2 separate regions of the Homo sapiens genome follow, and region 2 is linked to region 1. A link is a loop called in an ENCODE intact Hi-C map of the cell type or tissue named here. Cell type or tissue: heart left ventricle. All regions are shown on one strand.

Region 1 (2,500 bases):
ATAGGATTTGAAATGTGACATGAAGGAAAGGAAGGAATCCGGCATGACCTGTAGGTTTTCACTTGAATGTCTTGATGTAGGGGTTACCATTTGTTGGGAAAGGCAAGACGGTGGAGGGGCAGGTTTGAGGGCAGGGTGAGATCAAGAGTTATGTTCGGACTTGTGGACTTGAAATAACTGTTAGGCATCCAAGTGTAGAGTCCAAGTCATCCAGAGATCAAGGAGCTAGCAGGCCTGGAGAGAGATGTATATTTGGGAATCATCTGCCTATCGATGGGTTTTAATGCCTGGAAATGGCATGGAATCACCCAGGACATACAGAGCAAAGAACAAGATCCAAGACAGTCCTGTGCAGACCCACTGCTGAAGCAGTCTGCCTCAATCCTCAAGCCAAAGGGGTGGTTCCACAATCAAACTAGAGGCAGGTGCCTAGGGTAAGAATTGAAGCCATGCTTTCAACATTTTAAAAGTCTTGTTTTGTTAATAAAAACAATCAGGCAGACATGTGGATATTTTACTCTAGCTGGAGTTAGCTACCTGTATAATTTTTAAATATCTGTACATGTGTCTCCATTTTTCTTCTATTTTCTTTCAAATATTTTGGTGTTTACAACCAGGCCCACTTTCTCATCTCGACATGGATTATGGCAGGTGCTTGAGAAGTTTCTGGAGGAGATGTCCAACACAGAAATGAGTTTCATTTTTATATAATTAGTAGAAACATAAGATACAGAAAATTGTGCTGTTCACAGAATTTGATTGGAAGGGCTATGTGATCGAGGGCAATTTACTTAACTCTCTAAGCCATCGTGGCCCAATAGAGCTTTCTGAAAATGTTCTAGATCTGCACTGTCCAACGTGGCAGCCAGTAGTCATGAGTCTATTGATAACTTGAAATGTGACTGTTACTCAGAAACTAACTTTGTATTTTTTTTTTTTCCTGAGATGAAGTCTTGCTCTGTCACTGAGGCTGGAGTGCAATGGCGCAATCTCGGCTCACTGCAACCTCCGCCTCCCAGGTTCAAGCAATTCTCCTGCCTCAGCCTCCCTAGTAGCTGGGATTACAGGCACCCGCCACAGTTTCTGGCTAATTTTTGTATTTTTTAGTAGAGACATAGTTTCACCATGTTGGTCAGGCTGGTCTGGAACTCCTGACCTCAGGTGATCCACCCACCTCTGCCTCCCAAAGTGCTGAGATTACAGGCATGAGCCACCACGCCTGGCCACTTTTTAATTTTAATTAAATCAAATTTAAATAGCCGCATGTGGCCAGTAGCTGTTGTATTGAATAGAGCAATTCTAGGTCTTTATGCTCAACTATAAAATAAAGTGTTCATGCTAGAATCAATCTCTAAGCTTCCTGACATAGTTCCCAGTGCAGTGGCACATATTAGGCACTCAATAAATATTTGTTGAATAGATGTTTGTAGAATGAAAGTTAGCCAAATGAATAAAGATGTGAACAAATGATTAATGTGTCATCATGGACTATCATAAATAGAATTAATTTAGGATAACTTCTTGGAAAACCAAGAGTTTTGGAGGCTGAAAAGAAACTCTGGCACTGGCTGCAAGTGGGTGGGAACTCTTGGCAGTCATTCATGTGGGAACAGAACCAGGTAGAATCCAGATCACACTTGCCTTTCCACTTCCTCTATACTTGGAAAAGCAGCTTCCTCTTTGGGAGTATTTTCATAACCCAAGTCTCCCAGTGGGAAGGACTCTCAGTGCTGGAACTACAGGATGGGAAGAATGTCAGGAAAGAGGGAACAATTGTTAGGAAGCCACAGTGATGGCTGCCAACACTTGCATTCCTATGTGCAGGAAAGACTTCCTTCAGACACAGCTCAAAATAGCCACTGCCCCCAAATTTGCTGGTTAAAATAAGTCGGTAAGTCACAACCACCCATCTTGGCTTTGACTCTCTCTTCATTTCTGTCCTGAGGAGTCTCTCCCTTGTCAACATGGATTATGGCAGATGCCTGAAAAGTTTCCAGAGGGGCTGGCCAACACAGGAGGCAGGGTCCCTGTAGCTAGAAGACCCAGCTGAAAAATTTGCCTTCGACGGAAACATGAACATGATAGGCGGGTGAGAGTAGGGGCATCGTGTATTGGTCTCTGTCTCCTCCATGAAGGAGCACTGCATCTCCACCACACACAGTTCTGCTCAGAACCAAAGCTGGCAAGCTTAGCTAGGCTTTCTCTTTGTCTCTCTCTCTCTCTCTCTTTCTCTCTCTCTCTCTCCTCTCTCCTCTCTCTCCTATCTCTCCTCTCTCTCCTCTCTCTCCTATCTCTCCTCTCTCCTCTCTTTCTCCCTTTCCTCTCTCTCTCTCCTCTCTCCTCTCTTCTCTCTCACCTCTCTCTCTTCTCTCTCTCCTCTCTCTCTCTTCTCTCTCCTCTCTTCTCTCTCACCTCTCTCTCTTCTCTCTCTCCTCTCTCTCTCTTCTCTCTCACCTCTCTCTCTTCTCTCTCTCCTCTCTCTCTCTTCTCTCTCTCTCTT
Region 2 (2,500 bases), 230 kb after region 1:
AGAGTCCCTTTGAGGAAAGGCTGAGGATTAACTCCCTCATGGTCATTTGCATGTAGGCCACCACCTTCTATTAAAAAGCAAATGCTCAGCACCAACACTGTGTCGTTAGCTACCAATGACCGCATGAGAGAATGCCTTTGACACTCAGAAGGCTAAGGCTGCCTGGACAGGGTATAATGTCATAGCCACCCTAAACTCTAGTCAGGCAAAATGCATATGCCATGAATTTATTACCATCTCTGGGATTCATGGTAATTAGGCACAAATGGTGGTGTTTGGTTGTATTTTTCTTGTATTTATATAGCTATGCCCCTTCTTATAGTTTATACCTTCTTACTTTGCTGCATCTCCTTTATTTATAACTGGCATTGAAGGAGATGGTATTTTCTCATACTAAATGTAATAGAATCCTCATCCTATACTGATATTCACATATATTAAAAGATATTTCTCCTTTCCATTTTCACAGTAGCCATGATTTCCTGCATCTTTCATGCCTCCTTCCTCCCAGCCCCACCATCTGTCATGGCCAAGTCCTGATATTCCCAGGCTCTCTACCTCTCCTGCCCAGGTCTCAAGTCCTTCCATCTCCCTGGCCACCTGCTCCTGCTCCCCACCTCCCACCTTGAGGGCCTGGCTTCCAGACAACAGGAGGCAGGGTAAAGGCTAAGGCCTTCAAGGGGGTCCAGAACAGCAGCAGCAATGTAACGACTATAGGGAGAGGTAGGGCCACTTCCCAGGATGCCTTCCCCTTCTGTTCCATCTTCTTCTCTCTTGATGAGTTCCTTATCTGCCCAGGACCTTCTGGGTTCTCCACGGCTGTCTGTGCTTTGCCCTAAAAATGATATCAGTTAGTATTTACTGAGCACTTTCTATATGCCGAGTAGCTTTCACATACACTGTATCTTTTGATCTTTACAGTAAGCCCGTGTAGTGGGTCTTATTACATTCACTTCCCAGGTCTGAGGAGGATATGCCCTTCCCCACACATCTGATCAATTGCTATCAGATACCTATTCAGATGAATCTGCCTTCCATCCAGTCAGCTCCCCACTACTTATTAACTGACCAAAGACTCATCATGAAATTTCAGGCTGCAGGTGGATAAAGCATTCCGGGGCTCAGAAAGGTCTTAGAGGCCTACTGCAAATATAGCTCCTTCCCATGCCCTGTGAATATCTACTAAGGGCAGCTTGTGCTGAAGGCTCTTACCAAGGCTGTCCACGAGAAGAAGACCCGTCCAGGCTACTGTCAGACCCCAGGTAATGTTACCAATCTTGTAAATAAAAATACAAAATGTCCAGTTACGTTTGAATTTCAGACAAGCAATGAATGACTTTTTTGTACTTCTGCTAAAAAACCATTCATTGCTTACCTGGACTTCAGCTGTAACTGGGCATCCTCTATTTTGTTTGGCCACCTGAGGCCCAGTCCACTCAGGTGTGGACTTCAACATGACAAGTGGAGAGAAAGCGCAGTTGCAGTTCCCTTCACTCACCACAGGTGGGCAAAGAAGGCCTGAAAAGGCCAGGAGCCTGCGCTGCTCGGGAGAGAAAACCAGAAGCCCATTTACTCAGAGCTGCCCTTCTCTCCCCTGCTGATTCCTTGTGCCCTAGGTCACCTCCTGCCCCTTCTCCTTCTCTCTGTCCTTCTTCCAAGCCACCACACCCACCATTGCCCACAAAGCTGCCACAGCCAAATGGGCTCTTCTTTGCTGACCCCAGCATGCCCAGGTCTGTGATCCAGATAATGCAGGTCAACCCGGGCCACCTTCATCTGCGACCTGAGGGGCAGAAGTGGGAAGGTGGCCAGGTCCCCAGGCCAATGCACACTCCTTCCAATACTGGAAGATACCTCCATGGCTCACCAGATCCTGGCCCTGAGAAACTGAGGGCTGTCCCTTGTTGGTAGAAGGCTCTGGATCAGAAGTCAGGACAGGCAGGCCAGAGGCCCTGACCTCACTGCTGGTCTCCCATTCTTTCCACCTTGGTCCCTGGGGAATGGAGGTTCAGGGGTGAGGGGACACAGGACATTTCCTATTTCTCAAAGGAAACTGTGAGCAGATAAAAGCAAGTATTTTTTATGTTTGTCTTCCTTGAATAAATCTTTACATTAAAGGAGGGTCCAGTTAATTATCACTTTGGCTTAAACATTAGGTCAGCAGATGGTTGAGGGAGATAAGAAAGGTTTGCGGAGGGACTGGGGCAAATAGTGAAAGGCCAAGGGCAAGAGGCTATCCAGAAGCCCCCAGAGGTGCCCACTGGAGGAAATGACCCAAGAGTATAGCCTGGCTGGGCCAAACTCCCATAGCTTCTGGGGTTATAAATCAAGGCCAGCAGCATGTCACTTGCATGGCTATGGTGAGGATCACGTGTAATAATGCGGGGGAGCGGGTAGTAGGATGTAGATGCCACAGATGTTATCATTGGAGGACAACCTCTCGGTTTACCAACTGTGTGGCCTGAGGTAGGGTACTCAACCTCTCTGAGCCTCTTGTAAA

Evidence for each region. Peaks named below come from ENCODE experiments on the same cell type or tissue, not always from the same donor. Only the 100,000 strongest peaks of a DNase experiment are listed, where the experiment ranks them.
Region 2: a loop joins it to region 1, with 3 times the contacts of the local background. A loop is called at or near these places in 32 of 110 quality-filtered maps.

The regions. Positions count from the first base shown.
Region 1 is chr1:110,773,778-110,776,277 of GRCh38, reverse strand. LOC105378901 (a long non-coding RNA gene) reads left to right here and starts at 1,934. Exons shown (of 3, transcript XR_001737801.2): 1 at 1,934-2,089. In heart left ventricle, no CTCF peak of the experiment used is centred here; no DNase peak of the experiment used is centred here; H3K4me3 peaks cover 360 bases; H3K27ac peaks cover 694 bases.
Region 2 is chr1:110,547,579-110,550,078 of GRCh38, reverse strand. No RefSeq gene overlaps it. Among named protein-coding and RNA genes, the nearest start is that of KCNA10, 30 kb to the right of the region's middle. In heart left ventricle, a CTCF peak has its summit at 1,474; a DNase peak (open chromatin) is centred at 1,512.